Regions from separate parts of the Homo sapiens genome. Here all the other regions are linked to region 1. The links are chromatin contacts, found by Hi-C or POLR2A ChIA-PET in ENCODE. All regions are on one chromosome and are shown on one strand. Each heading gives the region's core, a stretch centred on a gene start or an enhancer-like site at or near the end of the contact. The rest is flanking DNA. Distances are from core to core; before and after follow the strand shown. Region 1 has its middle 40 kb from the start of LINC01220. Region 2 overlaps JDP2 (Jun dimerization protein 2). Region 3 has its middle 29 kb from the start of FOS.

The links. Hi-C counts contacts between places; a loop is a spot of excess contacts on that map. ChIA-PET counts read pairs that join two places held with the same protein, here RNA polymerase II (POLR2A). Pooled maps may share reads with other maps.
Region 2: a pooled map shows a loop between it and region 1 (2.8-fold over the local background). The contact joins two enhancer-like sites. A Hi-C loop is called at or near these places in 1 of 37 single-sample maps with no recorded cell type and 2 of 50 pooled maps. POLR2A ChIA-PET finds 5 or more read pairs at or near these places in 3 of 52 experiments (HEK293T, activated CD4-positive, alpha-beta T cell and naive thymus-derived CD4-positive, alpha-beta T cell).
Region 3: a loop to region 1 is called in a pooled map, with 2.5 times the contacts of the local background. The contact joins two enhancer-like sites. A Hi-C loop is called at or near these places in 1 of 168 maps with a recorded cell type or tissue (gastrocnemius medialis) and 6 of 50 pooled maps. POLR2A ChIA-PET finds 5 or more read pairs at or near these places in 1 of 52 experiments (PC-9).

Annotation. Positions count from the first base shown.
Region 1 is chr14:75,333,000-75,335,688 of GRCh38, forward strand. No RefSeq gene overlaps it. Among named protein-coding and RNA genes, the nearest start is that of LINC01220, 40 kb to the left of the region's middle. RefSeq lists an enhancer at 1,025-1,524. Within about 2 kb of position 1,337, at least 25 of the 41 ENCODE cell types and tissues checked have a DNase peak (open chromatin) inside an H3K27ac peak, as active enhancers do; they include gastrocnemius medialis, where a contact is called at or near this core.
Region 2 is chr14:75,451,713-75,454,401 of GRCh38, forward strand. The region is part of intron 2 of JDP2 (Jun dimerization protein 2); the gene reads left to right. Among named protein-coding and RNA genes, the nearest start is that of JDP2, 25 kb to the left of the region's middle. RefSeq lists enhancers at 285-799, 800-1,315, 1,316-1,829. Within about 2 kb of position 1,324, at least 29 of the 41 ENCODE cell types and tissues checked have a DNase peak (open chromatin) inside an H3K27ac peak, as active enhancers do.
Region 3 is chr14:75,248,303-75,250,991 of GRCh38, forward strand. No RefSeq gene overlaps it. Among named protein-coding and RNA genes, the nearest start is that of FOS, 29 kb to the right of the region's middle. RefSeq lists enhancers at 1,456-1,625, 1,826-1,945. Within about 2 kb of position 1,354, at least 10 of the 41 ENCODE cell types and tissues checked have a DNase peak (open chromatin) inside an H3K27ac peak, as active enhancers do; they include gastrocnemius medialis, where a contact is called at or near this core.

The sequences.
Region 1 (2,689 bases), core at 87-2,586:
GATATTGAGGAAGAAAATGAGGAGGAGGAGAGCAAAAATAAATAACGACTGAGCACCTATGACCCACCAGATGTCAGGGGCACTACTTCTGCCCCCCTCCAGATTTCCAGGAGTGGGGCTCACCCCAAACAAGCTTGACCTCTTGATCGTCCTCTCAGGGAGTTGCTCTATTGGTGGGTCGAGGTTAGGGACATGTACTATGAAGGTATAAACTGTGTGGTTTTTTTTTTTGAGACGGAGTTTCTCTCTTGTTGCCCAGGCTGGAGTGCAATGGCGCGATCTCAGCTCACCGCAACCTCCGCCTCCCTAGTTCAAGCCATTCTCCTGCCTCAGCCTCCCGAGTAGCTGGGATTGCAGGCATGTGCTACCAGGCCCAGATAATTTTTTTTTTCTTTTTTCTTTTTTTTTCTTTTTTTTTTTTTTTTTTTGTATTTTTAGTAGAGACAGGGTTTCTCCATGTTGGTCAGGCTGGTCTCTAACTCCCAACTTCAGGTGATCTGCCCGCCTCGGCCTCCCAAAGTGCTGGGATTACAGGCGTGAGCCAGCACGCCCGGCCGTATAACTGCTTTTATAAGGAAGGAGGGCTATGTGTCTTTAGCAGAAGAGGGGCAGGGTTCCAGCCCATGCCTTGAGAGCAACCTCCACCAGGGCCTTGGCAGAGCCAGGGTGACATCCACCAAAGCAAAGGAGGAGGAAGGCAGCAGAAATGAAGGGGGTGGTCCTCTCACTGGAGGGGTGCAGCGAGGCAGCAGTCTCCCCGGAGGGGCTGGTGGCAAGCGCACCCCCAGCGCCCTCCAGCTTTATTTTTGGCAGGGCAGGAAATGTGTGTGTGTCTGTGGGTGACCTGGGGAGGAGGGGAGGGGGGGTAAGAGGGTCCCTGGATTTTGGTAAATCTGCGGGGGTTGTGGGGGGTTTCCGGAGCCCCCGGGGTAGGGGTAGGGATGGGGGCAGCCCCGGGCAGTGCTGAGCGCAGCTGTTGCGGGTACGGTCATGTCCAACTCCTTCCCAGCTGGAAACGCTGCGGCGGGTGGTATCACCAGTGGACAGGCGAACTTCAGGCCAGAGAGTGCCTTCCTCCAGGGCTTTAGGGGAAAAGGGCGACGAGGCCGTGGTGGTCGGCGCCCTGAATACCCCGAGGGGCCAGGGCCCCTTTTTCTACATGAAGACCTGGGCCCGTTCCCTCCCGGGTTCTTCCACTCCCATCTCAGCCAAGTGCTGATCTAATAACTCAGTGGAAGCGCCCAGAGAAGAACAGGGTCGCCGTGGTTAGAGACGCTGTTCCCCTCCGCGCCTGACTCCGCAGTTACTTTGTTACTTAACCGCCCTTCTGCTCATTTGACAAGCCCTGAGCGCACATTTGCAGAGCTTCCTTCCGGGACTTCGTGGCACGGATTGCAAGAGGCCCCTACTCTGGCAAGGACTTGACTCAGGGAAATTCTTTCTGTCCTTTCTTACTAGAAAAGGCATAAATTGGAGGTGAGCCTCCTTGATTAGAATGGGCACAATGGCTGGTGGCCACGAGACCCAGAAGAGGTCACTGGTGGTGTTGCTTCCCAGACAGCCAGCCAATGTTGGTGAGACTACAGTGAAAAGAGGCAGATTGAACTAACCAGACCTGGGACTTGTCTTCATCTGCAAACGGTAGTAACAGCGGTTAACCCCCTGAGCGCTTCTGACATGCTGAACGCTGTTCCAAGCCCTGCTCTAATGCATCGAAGGCATGTTCTAAACATGCATTATCTAATAACGCTATTCCCGAGTTTACAGATGAAGAATCACAGCCACTAAGAGATGACATCACTTGGTGAAGGTCACATAGCTTCTGGGGCCAGGGTTCTGTTTTGCCTTTGTGAAGAACAGTGAACATGCTCTGCACTTTTCTAAAGTAGAAAAATGAGCTGATGTCAGGGATTCTTTCAAGAAGGCAAATTTCAGAGCTGTTGCTGAGATCACGACCCATTCAGCAAAGTGTCCCAAACGCTGAATGCACTTCTGAGTCTCTGGTTTCACTTTGCAGCACTCGGCATAACTGATGCTCCCAATAATGACCTTCAACCACCAAGGAAACGTTCATTTATATTTTGCAAGCTCTGTTTAATGGATGAAGGAGTAACAAGTTTTAAAAAAGATTTTGATCAACACGGTGGCTCATGCCTGTAATCCCAGCAGTTTGGGAGGCCGAGGCGGGTGGATCACTTGAGATCAGGAGTTCAAGACCAGCCTGGCCAATATGGCGAAACCCTGTCTCTACTAAAAAACATGAAAATTAGCCGGGTGTGATGGCGGGTGCCTGTAGTCTCAGTTACTCAGGAGGCTGAGGCAGGAGAATCGCTTGAACCTGGGAGGTAGAGGTTGCAGTGAGCCGAGATCACGCCACTGCACTCCAGCTTGGGCGACAGAGTGAGACTCTGATTCACACACAAACCAAAAAAAAAAAAAAAAAAAAAAAAAAAGATTTTGATCAAAACCAAATCACTAAAGTTAAACACTTGAAAGAATTAACCCTGTCTTTGTAAAGCTTGGCTACCCTGGTAACTCATGCCAGGGACACTTAGCTTTAAAATTGTCCCCTCTGGAGGGGCTTTGCTCTTATGCCACAAGTATTGCTGCTGCGTCTGCGAAACAGGAAGGAGCAGCATCTCCCCATTATTTCCCTGACGAGTACCCCTAGAAGATGGTGGAGTCCACG
Region 2 (2,689 bases), core at 74-2,573, 120 kb after region 1:
GAAAGAGGGATGATGCACAGTCAGGCAGAGCCTCCCAGGAGGATGGACCAAGCAGTGTCCTCTGGGCTGGTCTGTGAAGACCCAATCCCTGTCTTGAAGAGCAAGCCATTTCCTTCTCTGGGACTCAGTTTCCTCATCTAAAATCTAGGGATTAGCCTTGGTGCTTCCAAGAGCCCCTGGCACTAAGCGTCTGTAAAAGCAGAAACTTCTTTTTTCTTTTTTTCGAGACAGAGTCTTGCTCTGTTGCCCAGGCCGGAGTGCAGTGGCACAATCATGGCTTACTGCAGTCTCAACATCCTGGGCTCAAGCAATCCTCCAGCCTCAGCCTCCTGAGTGGCTGGGACTACTGGTGTACACCACTGTGCCCAGCTAAGAAACTTCTTATAAGAAATTAGGGGGCACCCTTCCTACATCCCTCAATCAGGCCCACGCTGCCCTTGAAGGCTGGATGAATGAAAACCCAGAGAAGTCAGAGCTGGAAAGGACTTTGCGGAGATTTTAGTCCAGCCCACCGTGTGGAAGGTAGCCTGATGGAATGGAGTCAATCCCTGTCTTTTCCCAGCTTGGCAGCCTCGGGCAGACACTCCACCTCGCTGAGCCTCAGTTTTCTCACTTGTAAAATAAGGCCCCTGAGACCCACCTTGCAGATGTGTTTGAAGGTCAGTGAGAAATGGGAGCTACTTGTGCTTATTAAAGATGAGCCCCAGGACCGGAGAGGTGACCTGATTGACTCGAGGTCACAGAGCAGGGCACTGTGGTGACCAGAGCCCAGGCTTCTGAGGACAAGCCCACTAGGGTCAGCTGACTGCCAGAGGTCATAAATCAGCAGCCGTGGGCCAGTGCAGCCCACAGATGTGTTTTGTTTGGCTCATGCGGTGTTCCTTTCAAAATGGAATTTGTTGCTGACATTCAAAAGTGGGAGATTTTACTTCAAAAATTTATATTTTCTTGAAAACTTGGAAGAATTAGCAGCACTGAGCCTGCATCCCACTGGGGCTAGTGTCCCCTCCCATGGCAGGAGGGGTGGCCACCGCCCCATCCAGCCCTCCCCCCTCACTAATGGTGAGTTACTTGCTTGACCCCTGAGGTGATGTGAGTCTGCAACCCCAGCCTTAGACTGACCATTTGTCTTGAATTTTCTCCTAAAGCCCTGCCCGCTGTTCACTGAAACAGCTCAATATTTCACAGCTGAGGCCCAGACCTTGGCCACTGAGTAAGAAGGCCTGGCAAGAGATGACGGGAGAGACAGGAGGGCAGAGAGTTTCCAACAGCTCAGCCCCATGGGGGATGCTGGGAGGGCCTGGCCCCTGCAGGCTGCCGGGGGTCAGCAAGGGAGTTGGCTGAGGGCCCCTGGGGTTTCCTCATTCCTCCCTCCTGGAGTGGGAGGAGGCTATGGGCCTAGCCGGCTGGGCAGGCTGAGATCTTGTCCCTGAATTGCCCTACTTTGTTGATGGGGGGTGGGGGAGTGGGGAGGGACTGCAGCCCCTGGCTTAGTGCAGCCCTGTTTATGTAGGGGAATGTCTGGTATGTTTGGTATTTGGGTGTTTACTTCCCAGGGTGCTCATGGGTCCCTGGTGTTGAAATGTGGCTCCTCCATGCAGGGGGGGCCCTGGTGGGCCTGGCTGGCTGTGTGAGGCCTGAGGCTAGATTTGGAGGCTGCGGGGCTGTTACTCCAGGCCTGCTCACTGACAACTCAGCACGCCCTGAACTCCCCAGCCTGCTCCTCCCTCTCCGCAGTACTCCTTTCTGTGCCGCATTCTGCCCGGAGGCAGGCCAGTGTGCCGCTGCTGCAATAGCACCACCTCCGCCTTGCCTGCGAAGGAAGGCAGGGAAGCTGGCATCACGGAACTCTTCCTGTGCTCCCGGCTCTGGGCTGGAACTCAGTCCTCATTACTACCATGTGCGGCAGGGCTCAGTACCTTCCTGTACAAGTGAGGAATGGAGGCTCAGAGAGGCCAAGTAACTTGCCCAGGAGCACACAGCTGGTCTACAGCAGAGCTTCTGGAGGAACTCAGGTCTTAAAGACCACCCCCCAACCCCACCAACCAAAGCTCACACTGTCAACTCTGATGCCACAAGTCTCAGATTAGCCTGGTTCTGTCTGCCCAGGCAACAATTCTTAGTATGAGACAGAACCCTCAGACTTGGGCTACTCTGGTTAGTGCTGGGGGTTTTGGTTTTTCTTTTGTGTCCATTTTTGCTTATCACTTCCTTTATTTCTTTGTCCATGTGAGAGTTTCTGTATTTTCAGCGCCTTGGGTTGAGAATGTAATTTCTCTTTCTCATTCTGTCTCTCTGTGGGTCCTGCAAGCTATGTTTTTGAAAACGCTTATGAAAAGTCAGAATTCAAAATCACATCTGGGCTGCTGTTTGTCACAGTGGAAATGCCGCGCCACCTGCAGACGGGGCCTGAGAAACACGGAAATGGGTGAGGGTTAGGCCCGAGAGGAGCTGGTGACGTCCCCTCCTTTAAACCATGGAGCTTGAATGTTACACCTTCATGTAAATTGTGCAATAACGTTTTTTAAAACATGTTAAAAACTTCTAACTCTAAAGGCAGTGATCATGATCAGACCACCCACCCCTTGAAGAGCAGGACGTGCTCAGGCCCTGCGGCCCAAAGACCTGGATACGAGTCCTGCGCTGTCACTGAGCATCTACGCAGCCTTGATGTTCTTAGTTTCCTCAT
Region 3 (2,689 bases), core at 104-2,603, 85 kb before region 1:
CCCACTTGCTGAAAATAACCTCTGTGGAGAAGCCACATTTGGAATATTTATTTTGAGTTTTCTTCCTTTCTTTTTAGAGACAGGGTCTTGCTCTGTTGCATAGCAGTGATAAAATCATAGCTCACTGCAGCCCCAAACTCCTGGCCTCAAGTGATCCTCCTGCCTGTGCCTCCGCCTCCCGAAGTGCTGGGATTACAGGCATGAGCCACGGCATTCGGTTTTCTTTTATTTCTTCAGACTTTAACATTTTTATTGCATTTTATCTTTTCCCCTGGTGCTCCTCAGCAGGATCTAGACTCTTACTGAGCACAGTTCTATGCTGAGTGCTGGAAGGAATACAAAGCTGTATGAAGGCCGGGCACGGTGGCTCACACCTGTAATCCAGCCCTTTGGGAGGCCGAGGCAGGCGGATCACCTGAGGTCAGGAGTTCGAGACCAGCCTGGCCAACATGGTGAAACCATGTCTCTACTAAAAATACAAAAAAAACAAACAAACAAAAATTAGCTGGACGTGGTGGTGGGTGCCTGTAATCCCAGCTACTTGGGAGGTTGAGGCAGGAGAATCGCTTGGACCCAGGAGGTGGAGGTTGCAGTAAGCTGAGATTGTACCACTCACTCCAGCCTGGGCGACAAGAGTGAGACTCCGTCTCAAAAAAAAAAACAAAAAACAAAAAACAAAAAGCCGCATGAAAAGCTGATCCTGACTTCTGGGAGCTTGTAATTCAGTTTGGGAGACAAAGCCTATGCAATAAAACATTTAAATAATAACACAAAATAATGCATAATTAAGTGCCAAAGTAAATGGTCCAGGTGAAAAAGTTCAGAGGGATGAGAGGCTACTTTAGGCTGACACGGGTGGGGCACTGGAACAGAGGAGGCAGGTCTTTGAGGGACAGGCAGAGTAAAGAGGACATGCTCAGCTGGTATGCAGGAGAAAAGGGACAAAGCACGGCATAAACGAAAGTGTAGAAAGAGGAGGAATATGCTGATGCAGTATGATCTGGTGCATAAACTCTCAGTTTCAGCAGTTACATGGTCCTGGGTGTGAATCCAGCCTCAGCACCTTTCTACCTGAGTGGCCCTACATCAATTATTTTACTTGTATTAAGCCTCAGTTTCCTGATCTGCAAAGTGGGCATAAAGAATGAAACCATGCAAAACAAAGCAGCATCTGGCACAGGGCCAGGCCTCAGTGGCAGCTACTGCTATTATTATGATCTCTTTGCAGGGGGAACCCTTGCAGCTGTTCCACCTGAATAGTGGAGAGAGGTGTGTGGCCACGCTGAAACCTGAAACCATAACGTAAGAGCCCAAGGGAGACTGGAAACTCTACAGCCATGAACTAAAAGCAGCGTGTGTCAGCCGCAGAATCGGATAACACAACCAAACCACAAATGTGCCTGCCGCTCAGGCTTTAAAGTTCTACAGCAGAGCAGGACCCACTGTGACTTACTTTGTGTGATGGAGTCAAACCACATTTTTTTTCTTCTTTTTCTCATCAGACTTCACAGGAAATATACGTCTTTGTTCAGATTTGAGATAAGGTACCCCTTCACCTTGACTCTCCTTTGCGGCATGAACTCACCCATTAAGTTGCTCACTTTCTATCCTAGGCCCATATCATCAGCCACTTATATTTAGTAGGCATGTGGGTTTGTATTGCTCTTATGTTAGAGGTGGAATCAAAGCTTTATCTATTAAGACATGGTTTGTAGTCAGACTGAGATGACAATCTAAAAAAAGGAGGTGAGAGTCTCCCGGAGGATACAACCAAGTGGGGTGGATTCTGTTGAAGGTTGTTTATTTTGCCATCAGTAATCCCCTACAATGCTGTTGCTCAATAATTATTTTAGGTCTCATGACTTTCAACCTAACCTCTGTGCCCACAGAGAGAATCTATACTGAGGTGTTGACATGATTTCTTTGCAGCTGTTACAAATTAATAGCCTTGGCTCCCTTCGCATGTTGAACCATTAAAATTGTGAAGACAATTGGCATTAAGGTATTTCTCAAAGACCCCTCACCCAGTCTAATGGGACCTCTGTCCCGTTCCAGGAGTGCCTATTCCTAGATTTCTTTTTTATTTATTTTATTTATTTTTTGGTTTTTCCTTTTAAGCCCAAATCTCCCCATATAGGACTAACCTACGGGCCGACACGGTGGCTCACACCTGTAATCCTAGCACTTTGGGAGGCCGAGGCAGGCAAATCACCTGAGGCCAGGAGCTCGAGGCCAGCCTGGCCAACATGGCGAAACCCCATCTCTACTAAAAATACAAAAATTAGCCAGGCATGGTGGTGCACACCTGTAATCCCAGCTACTTGGAAGGCTTAGACAGGAGAATGGTTGAACCCAGGAGGTGGAGGTTGCAGTGAGCCGAGATCATGCCACTGTACTCCAGCCTGGATGACAGAGCAAGACTCCATCTCAAAAGAAAAAAAAAAGGACTAACCTAAGAATTGATGGTAGGAGGGCATGGAAGGAGGAGTACAAACAATAGCCCAGTAGGTTGTAGCTTATAGCCAGCGTTCAATAAACTTATCTCAGTATACTGAGAAGGAAGGAAGCAAATATATAATAAACCACCACCACGTTAATGCCTACTGTTTGTCAAGCATTTGCCATCCACACACCTTATCTTGTTGTCCTCCAACAACAGTATAAGGAAGGTAGTATTGGTGTGCCCATT